2 separate regions of the Homo sapiens genome follow, and region 2 is linked to region 1. A link is an interaction called in ENCODE POLR2A ChIA-PET data of the cell type or tissue named here. Cell type or tissue: MCF 10A. All regions are shown on one strand. Links, peaks and the distances in the headings refer to the core of each region. The heading gives the core; the rest is flanking DNA.

Region 1 (8,205 bases), core at 2,111-7,110:
TCTAGGCTAAATGTTTATCCATAGCATGATTCAAGGTATTAATTTCAACAAAATACTAATATAATGATAAAATGTATCACATTTATTTTCAACTCTTTCCTATTCTTCTGATTTAAGAACTTAAAGAAAAATATTTTATGTTTCGGGTGCATTTTGATAAGCTAAAATACCACAACTTTTGTAATTCTTCATTTGTAATATTTGCAAGATAGTGTAGGGATCAATTTGAATTTCAAGGTTCATGATATAGAGTATGTACCATAACAGTGAGAAAAGTTAGTATAAATTCCTACTCATCTCAGTTTCTATATTTATTGCAACAAATTAAAACTGCATTTCATAACTCGTAGTAAAACAAAAGGAAAGTTCTGTTTTAAATAAACTCCAACCTTCAGAATCCTATACATTCAGTATCCATCAACCTGAACACTAAATTTCAAGAAAAAACAACAGATGGGCATCCATATAATAGTTTGCAAAGAAACCCTGATAAGACTTCAGGAGTTTCTGTGGTCTCTATTTTCCCCCTACCATGAATCATAGGTAATGTGCTTAAATAAAGCATTATTTCTGCAGTTATTTACATGTTTATCTTTATCAGAGATCCTATAAAAGAATTATCCAGTTCACCACCCAAACTTTAGCACTCAGAACACGGTTTTCCCTGTTGATGAAGACCCTTGTAAAATTCCAGATCTTAAAAGATTAAAGAAAATGTGATCTAATATTAATTCATTTTCCTCCAAAGTATAACTCCTGATTCCATGCTGGTACCCAATTTTGATCCTCTACTTTAAAGATATCTCAGAGACATTCAAAACAAAGTGTGAACATGCACAAAAGGGGAACTTGTCGTTTCTCTCCCTCAAACAACCACTATTTATATAATATTGCTGGCCTCCTAAAAGAGAATAGAATCCATTACCATCAGCAATTCATGTCTCTGCTTCAGCATCAGATGCAAACAGGATACAGAAACTAGATCTCTCTCCTCCATTTACTTTTTGTTCATTCCAACCTCTCGACATAATCTTCAGTTCCATTCCAATGGCCTGTTTCACCATCTGACACTCCTGGTTTTTACCTTCTCAAGTCTTAGTGGCCATAGTGGTGTTACATTTCTCTAATTGTTGTGTTATCTAAATACTACAGGATGAGCCTGCTCATTCCCCCTCCCCCAAAAGTCCCTGAAAAAACTACAACTTAAGGAAATGCAACTTGAACCTTTTTAGTTCACAGATTCAAACTCATATCCTGCAAGACCCTAGCATATCTTGTTGAAAATTTTCTTTGACTTTTCAACAGTAGTCAAGATTATTTTAATGAAAATATTTCTCCAGTTGGAAGACATGGGTATACAGGACTTTGCTAGAACGGCAAATGCTTTTTCCCAGTCTTCATCCGTGTAACAGTAAATCGTTATTAAACAAACACACAGAACAAAACCCACTCTGATTGTGTATCAATCACCTGAAGGGGCAGAAGGGAAAAGTACAAGAGTGAAGAAACTTCTCCCCACCCACAGCCAAGAAGGAACGCTGCAACTAAGGCAGTTTTTCATGGAAGAAAATATCCAAAGATCTAGACAGTGTTTATTTTAGAAAAGGGGAAGAGAGCAAGGGAGGGAGGGAAATGGTAGGGAAGGGACTACCATTTCCTCTTACTAACCTACATTAAAAACTAATTGTATCAAGCAATCTCAAATGCGAAAAGCAAAACTGACCCTAGCACAATTTAAAGTGAATAATGTTTTCCTTGACAAAAATTCGGTATTTTAAACTCATTCTGAGCAAAATTATCTTTTAACCTGATACACCAAACTATTACTGCTTTTCCCAAACAACAGTTAGAACATGAGCTTTTGAGTTTCTTACATTCTTTACGTTTTAAAATTAAAAGCCAAATTCCTTTAACCTCATATATCCTAAGCCACTCTGATTTAAAATTACTTCTATGTCATTGTCTTCTAGCATTGGTCTGCAATAGAATCTGTGCAATTAACAATAATCTTCTTCCCTCTGATCTTTCTAGAGTCAAGGATGGCATATCTCCTTATCTTATTTGTTCCATTAGATTGGCATATTTTGCCTCATCTGTCACCTTCTATCAAACTCTGCTTTCAGATATGCGTTAATTCATTTTTAGTTGTCCTCAATGTTCTAAAATAGTGATGTTTGACAGAATTAATACAGTGCTCTAGTTCTTTCTGTTCAACTGGTATTTAATTAAAGATCTTGGAGGCCATCTTTCTCTCAGGCTACACCACTTAAAGGAGGAACATTACTTCCTCCATGGACAATGTGATAAGCCACATGGCAACAAAGCTGCCTCCCTAAGGTCTCTCATTTAATAGACTGCTTTACCACATATAAACTACCAGCAAAACAGATTATCACTTTAATTCACATTGATTTTACTCTTCATATCTCTGAATCACAACTCTGTCATGGGCTGCGTTCTCTCTTAACTTCTGAATTTCCAGAATTTCTGTAGTTGTAATGCTCTCCTGTATTTTTGCTTTTGTTTCATCTGGACTTCAAAAAGTTCTAATGGCATCTGATTGGGAAGATTTCTTGAATCTCTGATAACAACGCAGAAGTCTTTAAGCAATCAGAACTGCCTTGGCGCACAAACTGAAAACTCCGTTTTAAAATCTTCTGAATTAACATCTTTTGGAGAATAGCCCACTCAACTTGATATGTCATAATTTTCAATTCTAAAGGTGGCACGGATAATTTAAAGTGGCACTTGCTATTTATTACTTAAATAATTGTTCTCTTGGACGGGCTTTTGAAAGCTAGTACTTCTTAATCATTTTCGACTATATCAGAACTGTAACAGACATGTCAATTTAAGCAAACTTCATGAGCAATAAACTAACAAACAGACTCTAGGTGGTGGTATAGGTTATTTTTTATCATGATGTTTTGCACTTATAACTGCAAGAGTCAGAAAAGCCTTTAGTCTCTTCACACACTTCTTTAGTGCAAAGTTAACAATATTTTAGGGTGTTAAAATTAGCAAAATCCAAGTTCTGCAGAGTTTAGAAATGCATGTAAAAGAGGCATTAAACCTGGTTTTCAACTAACTTCCCACAGGCATTAAACCTGGTTTTTCAACTAACTCATTTGAATAAAATCAACAACGAACAGTCCTTTTTTTTTTCTGTTATGTTCTGATGTATATTTTACTCACACTCCTAGGGCACTTTTAAAGGTAAGTTTGGAAAGAGGTCTTTCTCCACCAGAGTATGAAACAGACTAGAACAACCAATCCTACAACCTGCAGGGCAGTAGCCGCTCCACTAATTGATTCTCCTTCTTTGTCTCTAGGAACTATGCCCAGGCAGAAAAAAAGTTACTGTAGGTGATGAAGCCAGTGCTCCCTGAACCAAATAAACCCTATCGACGTTACCGAACTGCCGGGCAAAACCAGAGCAACTCACTTACTTGGAAGGTGAAAAACACTTCAACATACTCCAGGCGGCAACCGACACTTAGGGGCCAGGCAGATGAAACACCATTTGTTTAAAAAGTCTATTATTTCACTGTCTCTTCAACAAAGGTGGAAAACTGATGATTAAACACTGAATAATGCCACCCACTTACTAAACCTATGATTCACTAATAAGCAGGTTCAATGCAATTCATAACTTTAAAGAATGAATTACCGAAGCCCCTTGCTTCACAAATTCCCCCAAGAAACAGAAAGAGCATTCATCACATATAACCCGACAACCATTTTTACTATGGACACCTACAGATGGCTTCTCTTCCTCTAAGGACACAATTTCCTTCACAATCCCACATGTAATCATTTACAATACCAGAAACAAACTCCAACTCAGTTCCACCAACTGGGTTTTTAAAAATCCTTGTGCCTAAGAACGTCTTTTTTCCCCAAAGTAAAATGTGCCATTAAAAAATATTTTTAAAACGCAAAAGTGCTTATCATTCCGTACTTCTTTTACTACCTTCAGCAGCCAATTATTGACGTGATAAAAGGTAGAAACTCCTGGAATGCTTCAGAGATCAACATGTGTCACAGACTCCCAGCCTGTCCGCCTCTAAGACACAGTTGGTTCCTTTGTTCCTTCTGACTGAACACCAACTCCTGATCAAAATTGGGAAACTACTTTGGAAGGGATGGGAGGGTCTGCAGAATACATCCACGGAAACCTTCATAAAACAATATTCAATCGTAATAAGGTGGACACAGAAGAAGGGAGAAAAGGCAGCCTCCCGGACTTCCACCGGGCTCACCCTAAATGGGGGCCGGCCCCTGGCTCCTGGTAAAATGATGGCTGAGGCCTCGGGTCCGTGAGCCTCGCCATCGGGAGGGGACCGCGAGTGCGGGCAGAGCGGCCCGGGGTCGGGTGGGGGCCGGGCGAGCTGTCCCTTTTCCTATTCACTTTCCCAGCCGGGTATCCAGCGAGCAAGGAGCAGGGAGGCACCCAGGCGAAAGGCGCCGCCCAGGATCCGGCTGGACAGCAGGACGGAGAGCGGCGAGGCGAGCGGTGCCCGGGGTTCGGGACCGAGAGGGCAAGCGAGCGGGGGCAACCCCGACCCGGCCCCCCGAGTCCGGCCCCGCTCAGGGGCCACGCGACGGCCGCCCCCTTGCCCAGAACTGGCACGGACGGGCGGGCCGACCCGGGGCCACTCCACAACTTGCCGGCCCGCCGCCCCGGCCCCCCGCGAGAACCCGGAGACTCGAACCAGGCAGCAGAGGCAGGATTTCCCCGGAAACGCGCCCTCCCCGCCGCCCCGACGCCCCCGCGGCCCTGCCAGCCAAGCGAGAGCCGACGCGGGCCGCGCTCCCGGGCCGTTTCCGGCGGCGCCGGCGGCCGCTACTCCTGGCGCCCTGGCCGCGGCCGTCACTCACCCCAGGCCGCCGCGGCTCCCAGCCTCCGGCTCCGTCAGGCTCGGTCCGCGAAGGCGCCTGCCGCCCCGTCCTGGCCCGGCGCCCCGGCGAGCTCTTCCCTCCGACCAGCGGCGCTCACGGCGCAGCGGCGGACGCGAGGCCACGGGCGGACGGGCGCGCGCGGGTGGCGGGCGGGCGTGGGGCCGGGTCGTCCCTGCGCCTCGCCGCCGCCTCCTCCGCCGCCGCCTCCCGAGTTCGGGGCTCTGCTGCAATGTCTGCGAGGCTGACTTTGAGCGCCTCGCTCACCGCCCGCCCGCAGCCGCGCTCCTCCCTCCGCCGCCGAGTCCGCCGCGGCCCAGTCCCTCCCCTCGCCGCCCCACGCCATTCAGCTCTTCAGCCAAGTTTCTTAACCCTTTTCTCCCCCTCCCTCCCATTGTCACCCGGTCAGGAGGAAGCCGCGCGGATCCGGGCGGCTCACAGGAGCTGCGGAACCCCCTCTGTTTCGTGGATTTCCTTCTCGCCTGCTCTCCGGGTGTCCCAGACGGGGCTGCAAGACCCGGAGGCAGCGAGAGGACCGCGTCCCCGAGAGAGGGGCTGCACGGCGCGCCCGGGCCGTCCCCCGGGCTCCCAGCTCTGTCCAGCCGCCCGCGACCGCTGCAGGCGCCTGGACAGCTCCTCCTGGGGACCGGGGAAAGCGCTCTTGGGACCCAGGCCGAATGCTCCCGTTTGGGCACAGCCTGGGGGCCGGGGCGCCCCAGACGCTCCAGGGTCCCCGCCTGCCTTAAGCGTCTACCTCCTCCCCTTCACCCCACAACACGCGCTCTCTGGGCCCCCTTTCACCCACCCACCCCCAATTTCTATCTCCTTGTAATCTGTGTGTCCTGCTTTAATGTTGGGGGGCACGGGCGCGAACTCTGGGTCACTTTGACCCCACGCCCAGCACGTAGTAGGCGCCCAGCACTCGTGTGGAGCGACTCTGGGAGGAAAACTAGGAAGGAGACCTGAGGAGCGCCCCGCTCAGCTCCCTGGACAGACGTAGGACCCAGGAGCAGGGTTAATCCTCGGCTGCTTTGTCACTGCGAAGTCTCCAGCGGAGTCTGTCAGCCAATCTGCATCATCCCCGGGAAGGATCTGACCCAACAAGACAAGGGAAAAGGAGCAGGGCTGCTACTTCTTCAGCAGCTCTCCTCGGTTCGGTCTCCGAATAAGAAATAACAATTACATCACGAGGCCGGGGCGGCAGCGCGGTGGAGCCTCTCGGTTTCCTGCAGCCTAATCTCACTGAACCCGCCTCTAAATTGGGGGGGCCACAGATTGGTGAAACGAGAAAGTGGAAGGAGGAGAGAGTCATACGAAACCATAATTTCCCCTTATCCTTGTATTTGCTGTTTGAAAAATCGTATCCTCAACGCTCCCCAGACATCTCACTAGAACTATTAACACCCCCTCAACACCTCCCCAGATGTCAGGTTTCTTTTTGACTTGAGCATCTAGCATTTAGTAATTCGCCATGAAAAAAATTACCAGGGGAAGCGAGTGTTGTTGCTGAAATTGTTTTTGCTTGACACAAAAAAGCTAAAGTACAGCTTAGTCTCACCCGAAATTCTGAAACGGCATGCCCGTGTTAAAACACTTATTACATAAGACAAATGAGCCGATGAGGCACTCCATTCTTATATGTAGGTTTTCATATCCTGAAGAATTTGATAGCATTTGGAAATGAAGTTGCTAATGCGCTTAAAAAACAAAAACTATCCAAGTCATGAAACTGTATTCTGTGCCTGTTATGTAATGGCTGTATTGTGTATTGCAAATTTCACTTAACCTTTAAACAATATGAATGAGAGTTTTAGAATACTGTCACAGTCTTGAAAGTGAAAGCAATTTTTCAAATTAATGCTTAATAAATTCAGCACCCAGCACAGTGCCGGGCACATAGTGCCAATGTTTTCCTTAGTGGCAATGGCACATTTTAAAACAATTATTTTTCATCACCCTAGTGATTGAACTATGCAATCTGTTGCCATTTTATATAGTTAAACCTCATATAATATAATACCATATTATTTGCATATACCACAATTCAAAATCTGCTCTAGGCAAAATAAAGTCTGCTGTTTTTTAGTGCATCATTTATTCAGAATTGATACAAAGCAAACCGTTTCAATTCAATGATGACCAGCATAATTGGAGCTTGGCCCTTAGTGGGGGGTCAAACTTTTTTTATGAAAATTATTTTTAACCATTATACAGATTTTTCTACAATGTATTGCAAATGTTTCTCTTAAGCAGTTTGTTGAACGTCATTTAGCATTTTCTTGATAATTCAATGTTAATTTTATTAAAAGTAATTATTGTAGTAGGTTGTAGCGGATTCAGTAAATATATCCAGTTCCTATTCTATATTCTTTCTAGGTGTTAGGAATGCTCCCAGGAGGTACAAAAGCTATCAGTCGCTGCACCGAAGGACTCTAGGATGCTATGACTTAGTGATTATCTCTGCCTTTTGTAATTTCTCTCTCTCCCCCTTCACTAACTGACAATCTATTGTCCTTACTGTTACTAGCATAGCTGCCACTAACATTCTCCTCATCTTCTGATGGGTAACTTCCAGTCTAGTGCGGACTGGGAATCCAGATAGCCTCACTTGTCACAATTCTGTCTAAAGTAAACTTAATAGGTTCTGGGTAAGGGACTAATGGGCTCACCAAGGAGTAGGGCGCACACACACCTTAGTGCATAGACTTTGGGAAAGATATTTGGACTACTCAAGTCTATCTTTTAAATACATTCCTCTTACTTCTTAACCAGGTTTTGGACCATGGAGATTGCCCAGCAAGCCGAGAATATTCCAGCCCTCCAACATTGTTGTTAAAAAGTCCACTGCTGTATGTTAGGTGACTTCCCAAAGCTGCTCACTACTTCTTCTTATTCTGTTTTCTCAACCCCACAAAAATCCAATCACTGAAATCCTGAACTCTTTTGATAGTGGCATGAGTGTTAAGTAAATTGCACACCTCTTGTGGAATTCATTTTCACTTAATCATGCTAATTATGTGGAGACTTGTTTGTTGTTGTTCTTTGTTTTTTTAAGTAAATCAATACCTAAATTTCCTGGCTAACAGAGTCATTGCAAGGATACTAGGGCATTATATGTAATATAAGAATGCCTATTTGGTAATTTGTACTTTGAAGTCAAGTCTCATTTGAATCATTTGTGATGTGAAAACAATGCTGTTGGGTTTATATACTTAAACACCTAATTATTGTTTTACGTCCAGGGTTCCTGTGGGATCACATGCCTTTAGTTCAGTCTCAGTATACCTCTCCGCCACAAAGATGTAG
Region 2 (8,205 bases), core at 1,709-6,708, 420 kb after region 1:
TTCTGAATTTTGAATGGTGGTGAAAACTCTCCAGAGATTTTTTCCTTTTCACTAAAAGCCTGGTGAGATTATGCGTTTCCTTTTTGCTTTCTTTTCTTACTCTCCTCTGTCTTTTCTTGAAAAAAAAAATGTACTAAGCACTAACCACAAGAACCTGCATGTGTCAGGTGCTGGAGATAAAATTGTGAACAAGGCACAGTGGGAAAATTCTAAGTAATGTCCAGCACTCATAACCAGTCACTTCTGGAAAGATTTTCTTCACTTTGCTGAAAGCTATATGAATCCAGTTTCATCCTACCATGTGGCAATTTCTACCCTTCTCTACCCCCACCACCCCAGTTTAAACTATATCATCTATTGCCTGGACTGCTGTAGGAGCCACCTTGGTAAATCTCTACATTCACTCGGATCCTATCCAATCCATCTTCTGCACAGGAGTCAGAGCAATTACATACAGGGTCTTGTGATTCTCGTGCTTAAAACGCTCCACTGGATTTCCCCGGCTCTTTAGATGGAAGCCAACACTCCTAACACGGCGGCCAAGGCCCTGTGTAATTTGTTCCATACCTGTTTATTCAGCTTCATCTACCACCCCTCTCTTCTTCACTGTCTGTTATCCAACCACAATGTTTTTCCATTTCTCAAACTTACCCTTTCTGCCTTGCAGCTTTGTAGCCTGCAATACTATTTTCCCACTTTGCCTTCTAGTTAACTCTGTCATCTTTTAAGTTTCAGTTCAGAATTCACTTCACCTACTGCACACCCAGCTACTTTTGTATTAATTTCATGGTATCATGTACCTCTCCTTCTTTCATCACATTTAATGATAATTCATGTTGTCTGTTTGATTATTTGATTAACCTCTGCCTGCCTCATTAGCCTATTAGCTCAATGATGACATAATGATTGCAAGGAAAATGTCTGCTGTGCTCTTAAGTGTGTTTGAGCGTGTGTGCACGCACGTCTAGCACATAGTAGATGCTCAACAAATACTAGTGGCATGGAGGCAGGAGGAAACAACTCACTGGTTGCATGAATGAACAAATAAAGATAGGAGTGTTCCTGTCCCCAGACCTTACAATCTAATGGGAAACAGATAATAAATAGACAATTTGAAGACAGTTTGATGAGTTCTGTGAGAAGACAAGTATAGTGTGCTACATGCAAACATAAGAGGGATACTGAATTCCAATTTGAAGGGGCTACTATAGTAGAGATGAAGAGGAATTATATAATCAAGAGTTACAATAGACATATTTACAGAAATGGAGCAGTTTCACATATCCAGCCCTTGCGGGGCTATGTATAGTAGTAAATAAGAACAGAAATACAAGCTGTGGAAATTCTGCTGCAAAGGCTGTATTTTAAAGTCTGAACTCTAAATGGTTGCAAACAGAGAGAGACTGAGAATTCTTCCAATTAGCACATCTGTCTTGACTCAGGAAGTGACTACACTGAGGCAGATCCACATAAAAACAGAGAACACAGAGGGAAGTCAACCTATGATTAAAAAAAAAAATTCAAATAATGACACAGTAAGAGGATCAGGGTCAAAACTGAAGATACTTTCCCCCTAAGCTGTGCATAGCTAGAAAAGATTAGTAGGGGCTGGGGGCAGTGGCTCACACCTGTAATCTCAGCACTTTGGGAGGCCGAGGTGGGCAGATCCCAAGGTCAAGATATCGAGACCATCCTGGCCAACGTGGTGAAACCCTGTCTCTACTAAAAATACAAAAATTAGCTAGGCGTGGTGGCAGGTGCCTGTAGTCCCAGCTATTCTGGAGGCCGAGGCAGCAGAATCGCTTGAAACCAGGTGGTGGAGGTTGCAGTGAGCCAAGATCGTGCCACTGCACTCCAGCCAGGCAACAGAGTGAGACTCCGTCTCAAAACAAAAAAAGAATGTAGAAAAGATTAGTAGGGGACCCAGGGATCTCATTTTAGTTAAAGCTGAGCACGGTTTCTGGGCATTTCATACATGTATGCATAGATATGCTTTATATGCATAATTGAATAAATTAAATATAGTTTATTGTAAATTACAGATGGGTCATTCTGAAGTAATCTTCTTTATTGCCGTTGCGAAGTCTCAATTAAAAAAAAATTAGTTACTGTTAAACATATATTTGGACACAAACAAATCCAAACAGCACATGCAGTTGAACTCCTGGATAGCCAAGCCAAGCAGCTCACGTTAGAGGACTGTGCTTGAAGAAGATCTGTTCCTGATGGTGAGCGGACCACATGTCATTCACAAGTACGTATACCCTTCAAATAGCTTTGCTATAGATTTGCCATGTAGCTTTCAAGGCCAGAGAAAGGGGGTCCCCTGAGGGTCTTTCTTTTTTTTTTTTTTTTAATAATGGAGCCCATGAACACTAGTGCAGAATGTAAATGTGAAGTCACAGAACCCATTTTTCCTAACTGTGATCACCCAGATTTTGCTGTAGGGTAGCAAATGACTGCAGATTCCAGGGGGAGAAGCCAAACAGCTCTCACTACCCTGAAAAAATGGAAGTCAGAAAAAGCATTCAACAATGTCACCCTGCTGCAAGCATGTTAGGAGCTGTCCCCAGAGACCTCATCTTCCTCTTCATCCTCAGCAAAGAAAATTAAATGTCACTAGTGAGCACAGAACCTCCCTCATTTCACCATTATCTTCTCTTTTCTAAAGATGCTTTATGTCCTTTCTGAAAGTACTAAAGAAATCCTTAATGATATCTAGAAATAATGTTTCTTTCTTGCACCCAGAATTTTCCTGCTCTTTGGAAAGTAACACTTCACTCTTTTTTTTTTTCTGAATTATTATTTACAGGGCAAGTTGACATTTTAGGACACAAATCAGATTATCAAGTTTAGTCTTGGTGAAATCACCTTATTATTTGTAAGAAATACCTGTCTTCAGTTAAAGCATGGGTAATCATTAATGATAAATATAATGTTATTTAATATGTGGTATGTAATTGGAGAGTGCCATAGGTGAGTGCAGACAGAAATAAACTAGTTTTCAAACTAACTGGCTCTACTCCATCTAGCTATGTGTCCCTAAATAAAGCACTTAACTGCTCTGTGCCACAAGAGTTTGCCACAAAACACAAAACTAGTAGAATCCTAAAGATCTCAAAAAGCCTGTATGTTTAAAAGAATGTCACTGTAACTTTGGGAAACTTTAAGGCACTGAACATGTTCGATATCATCAGAAGCTAGAAAAAATGATTAGGATTTTTCCTTTAAACTTTATACATTTGTGTTTTGTCTTGGTTTTGAGTATTTAGTGTTTTTTTCATTTTTAAATGAGCTTTGTAGTTAGTGCATTGGCCCTCAGGAACGATAATTTATTGTTTTTGTTTTATTTTAGGTTAAAGTAAAATTATGAGACTTCATATATTTCTGAGTGACTTAAGACTGTTCACTGGGAAACCACAGCTTGTGCACGATAGCACTGTGCTTGTATCAAGTGACCTCAGAGCTTTCCTGCATAGAATCCTTCCCCAATGCTCTTAATTTTCTGCGCTTGCAGGCAGGCCTTAGGCATCTTTCTGACCATCCTCGCGTATCCCAGAGTGGGCCTCGGTCTTTGCAGAGGTGTACCACCGCCCTCTGCTGGACAGATTGCAGCAAGTAGCCTCAGAGTCCCTTCTCAAGTGTGGGTTTCCTGCCCCGCCTCTCCTACACCATCAGACCTGAGTGGACATGTACAGTCTTCACAAAGGGTTAGGTGAAATTGATAATTTTAGAGGTTTGGGTATTTTACTAAAGATGCTTTGAGTAACATGATAAACAAGCATCTGACTTTTTAACTTGGGATTTTCAATGATACTCATTACAAACTGACTAGCATTCACATTTTGGAACACTCATTCCTTTTGACTGATTCAGCACACTTCGCCAGGTATTCTCCAATCAGAGAACTATTTTTATCTCACATGAATTAGAAGAGATGGTTCCTAACAGATAAAGATGATATTCCAATGAGATAAACCTTCTCCTTCTGAGTTAATTAGACATTGACTGGTAGGCTGTATTCTCAATCATTTTGCCATCAAATATTTTTTGAAAACCTACTACACACCCAGAAATCTTTTAAGTGTCAGGGATATAGCAAGAAATACAATACTTTAAAAAGATATATGCCAGTCACCTTGTATCTATTTCTGACCTGCTGAAATATAAGTTCTAATGGGAATACAACTAGAGTGACCAACCGTCTTGGTTTTCTCAGGATTCACAGGCTTCCTAGGATGCGATATTTTCAGTGCCAAAACAAGTACCAGGAAAATTGAAGGAGTTGGTTATGGTAAATACATCTCTACCATAAAAGATTGTAAACTACACTAGCATTTATTGAAAAATAGCCTTTCAATAGTGTTAGGTTCATCCTTAATACTATTCCTCTGAATAGTTTCTTCTCATTAAAAATGTGTTGCAATTTATAAATTACATAAAAATTAGTCTATTGAATTGTTGTTTGCAGAGCATTTTCTTATATACAAAAGAGCTGAGCAAACCTAAAATCATAAATTCAAATTTGCTCTGTGAAAGCCAAGCAAAGTAAATACCGGAAAAGCCAACCTCAATCTTGTAAGATGCAGAAAGAGCTTAGATTACCTATGCAGAGACACTTTAGAACAAAAGGGGAAATTAAAACCAGGAAAAGGTATTTATTAATGAAATCCCTGAGAAAGACAAACTATCAATCAGGTGATAACAAACGATAAAAGCTTAAAACTGGAAGATCCTAAAATTCACCCATTTTCTATCCAAACAAAACATTTTCTCCAGGATTTTGATGTTATTTATTAAAGCTTGAATACATCTTCTGACATATTATTCCAAAAAAAATTAGTCTTTATTTCTCACCAATAATTGTTTCCCATATTTTATTTAAATATGATCCTCTTAATTTTCTTAATTTTGCTTTAGATAATTTTTTAAAAAATATATAACTTCATATATCCATGTGTCGTTAGAACTAAAACTAAAATTCAATATTATTTTCTGCTTGACATCTGCTAAGAATGGAGGGTCTCAAATGGTCTAACTGCAAGTTCCCCTCCTCACTTTGCTTGTGAGAATAAAGCTCCCTAACTGAATAACTCTCCTTAGTGAGGTGACCAGGCACAATTTCTGCCTATTACTGGGGAGTAGGTTTCAGTTCCCAGCTAGCCTATGGATTTATTCAAACAAGCCAATCACGTCGTCTTGTGGGAACCAGGACATCATGCCCTCTTGATACTACAAAGCCTGCTCCCACAGCCCCTGGTTGTTCACTCTGTTCCTGGTGATATACTCCCTGGCATGCAGTGTCCTCCTCTCCTGGGCTGTGAGTATATGTGACTAATAAATTGCTGTCTATCCCATCTGTCCAGCACCAGGTATTGTGTATATGGCCATCACCTTAGCCCTAGCGTGGAAATCCCTTCCTCACTAATGGGGTAAAGAGGAGTCCATTAAAACAACCCATACCTATGATATCTTATACAATGCTACACAATTCTCCTCAGTCTTCTATTTTCCAGTGGTTTCCACTCTTATCCTGCAAAATCACTGCTGAGGTGAAGCTAGAAAATCATTGAAGTATAACAAGACATTGAAATAGGCATACTTTTTGATTGAGTGCAAATGAGGCTCTTATAATCACTGTTGAGAGATGAGTAAACTCAAAGCTTTTAAGAAGCTAGTTGCTTCATAAGAACTATAAGTGACGATTGGGGGGACTAGTATTCAGAAATTTTTGTAGACAAAGAAAAGTTGAAGGAAAAATATGCATTTGTTTAGCAAAGATTCTATTTTTTAAAAATCCAGTTCTAAATTTTATATGCTAAATGAGAAGCTGCTGTGTATGTTCACAAATCTACAGATAATTTCCTTCTCTGTTTTTATAAATGGTTTAATTCTTCTTTCAAACCTAAACTTATATGCCAGAAGTTGTAAGAACAACAAAAAAAAGCGACCATCCGAGTTTTAATACCTTACTTTGCTCCTACTCCCTGTGAAATAAAGAAATTGATAAGCAATGGACTGGTTACAGGTGGACATTAAGAATTATTCATAGAAAGTTAGCAGTGGAAAGGACATGAGGAACTCCCCAGCCCAACCATCCAGCTCTCACTGAATTAATGGATGTGAAAATGAGGTTCAGTAAATTGTCTGTGTGTCAGATGTCAGTGTCAGGCTCTCTAATTCTCAGCCCATTTCTTTTTCAGCACCCTTTGCCCCTCCCCCCACTTAAAATTAATTGAAAATTGACTAAAGAGCTTGGCCAGGTTCCTAATGTGGTAGCTTAGCATATTCACTGAATTGCAATGTAATGCATTAAGAAAGTCGTTCCTTTCTTACCCTGGTTCAGACACATTTCTCTGAGAATCTGAAGGACCAATACAAGATATGCCAATTAGAGAGTTCAGAATTTATGACGTCCATGGATTAACTAATCAATAATGCTACTTGGTATATTTCAAATTTAACAGAATTTGAAATGGCCTATGGTTACATATCAAGGAGGCATAATTATACAACATATCAAACATCTGTAGGATCAGCCCAGACTAGAACTTACCTATGCATATTTCCTGCATGCATGTGACAGTGTACACTACAAAGAATAAAGTCACCCAGTGGAAGCAAGAAGTACAAATCCAAACTGAACTGAAAATAGAGCTCTAGGAAGCCTCAGAAGCAAGAAGCTATTGCACAAGATGGATCCTTGGTTGAGAAGGGGATTCTTTGCAAGGTTAGACTAGATGAGACCAACCAGCTCAAATAAGTTGAATTAAAGGATAGACCAAATAGCTAGGAGAACTTACACACACATGCACACACACACATGCACACATGCATGCGTGCACACACACAGGCACACGTGCATGCATGCACACACACGCACACACATGCACACACCCATGTGCACACACACACGCACACATACACAAGTACACACACGCATGTGCGCACGCACACACATTCTTTTTTAGAAATTACGCAACTCAGAAATGCATCTCTAAATTATAGGGAGAAGAGAGGAAAAAAATACAGGTTTTGTGTATCCTGGCATCTCCAGAAAATATTGAAAAATGAAGACAGAAGTTCAGTTATTTTTTATCATATAGATGTTTTCCTTTTTCGAATTCCACATTAGGTTATGAAATTCTACTCTTCGGGATTAGAAGAGTAGAATCATATAGATGTTTTCCCTTTTTGAATTCCACATTAGGTTATGAAATTCTACTCTTTGGGAAAATTGCAAAATAAAATGAGAGTAATTTCATGGACCTTCAACCGTGATGAAATTCTTACCTTGAAAAGCTAAGAACAGTAAAGTAAATGATTGAGCAGGTAGGGCCTCCACAAGTGGAAGACTTTCCCAGCCAAATATCAGCAACAGCCAAAAAGACTAGGCCATTTCCAAAAAACTAACTCAACAATTAATAGTGATTTATTACTCAGGAACCTGACATTAATTAAAGCAAATTTAGCAGTATCCTTATCACTTGAAGTTGATGTTATTGCAGTTGGCTGGAAAGAGAGTACAAATTACTTCGGCAAGGCTGCCAGTCACTCACATCCTCCTAAAATGCCTTTCTACCCCAGCGGAAAGCTTTCTGGAACTCTCGAACCCCTAAATTAAATTATGTTGGAGGGACCCTAGCCTGAATGTTCTCTTAATCTTGGCCATCTGCACTTACTCAAATGTATGACTTTGCTCTTTTAACAACTCCAAAGAAAATGTATGATTAAAAGAAAAAGACAAATGGCCAGAAAAAAGATTTGAAGGTAAAAATTTACTTGGATTGTATAGTTTGATTTGCAAGAATACCAGACTTGGTTTAATAATTACTGGATAGTAATTATAGACACAAATATGTAATAGGTAATATTTAATTAATGTGTTGTAAGATGATAATCTGATAAATTCACTGAGTTCATTTCATTTGCTTTTGTGACAAACATAAATCCTAATTCACAACTCTGGGATACTTAAATAGTCCAAAATGCAAAACTAACAAGAACGAGACAATATTAAGTTCCTTTATATACATTTTCTAATTACCACAAATATTGACCTCTGACTTCAGCCTATATTCAAAATGAGACGCCAACATCTTAAAAGCTTAATATGTCTATCAGATGTCACAATTATACTTTAAATATTTTGGTGCTAAATATTTAAATATTTGGTTTTCTAATTATTCTTTAAATCATTGGTGC

The links. ChIA-PET counts read pairs that join two places held together with the same protein. Peaks named below come from ENCODE experiments on the same cell type or tissue, not always from the same donor. Only the 100,000 strongest peaks of a DNase experiment are listed, where the experiment ranks them.
Region 2: POLR2A ChIA-PET joins it to region 1 with 13 read pairs; 8 of 35 experiments call an interaction of 5 or more read pairs at or near these places.

Annotation. Positions count from the first base shown.
Region 1 is chr21:15,059,864-15,068,068 of GRCh38, forward strand. It overlaps NRIP1 (nuclear receptor interacting protein 1), which reads right to left and starts at 5,137. Exons shown (of 4, transcript NM_003489.4): 1 at 4,882-5,137. LINC02920 (long intergenic non-protein coding RNA 2920) reads left to right here and starts at 7,207. Exons shown (of 2, transcript NR_186411.1): 1 at 7,207-7,349; 2 at 7,672-7,974. RefSeq lists enhancers at 3,489-3,538, 5,989-6,038 and silencers at 4,369-5,228, 5,479-5,658. In MCF 10A, for the core only: no CTCF peak of the experiment used is centred there; DNase peaks (open chromatin) are centred at 5,228 and 5,968.
Region 2 is chr21:15,479,769-15,487,973 of GRCh38, forward strand. No RefSeq gene overlaps it. Among named protein-coding and RNA genes, the nearest start is that of USP25, 250 kb to the right of the region's middle. RefSeq lists a silencer at 3,395-3,444. In MCF 10A, for the core only: a CTCF peak has its summit at 3,614 (motif pointing left); a DNase peak (open chromatin) is centred at 3,593.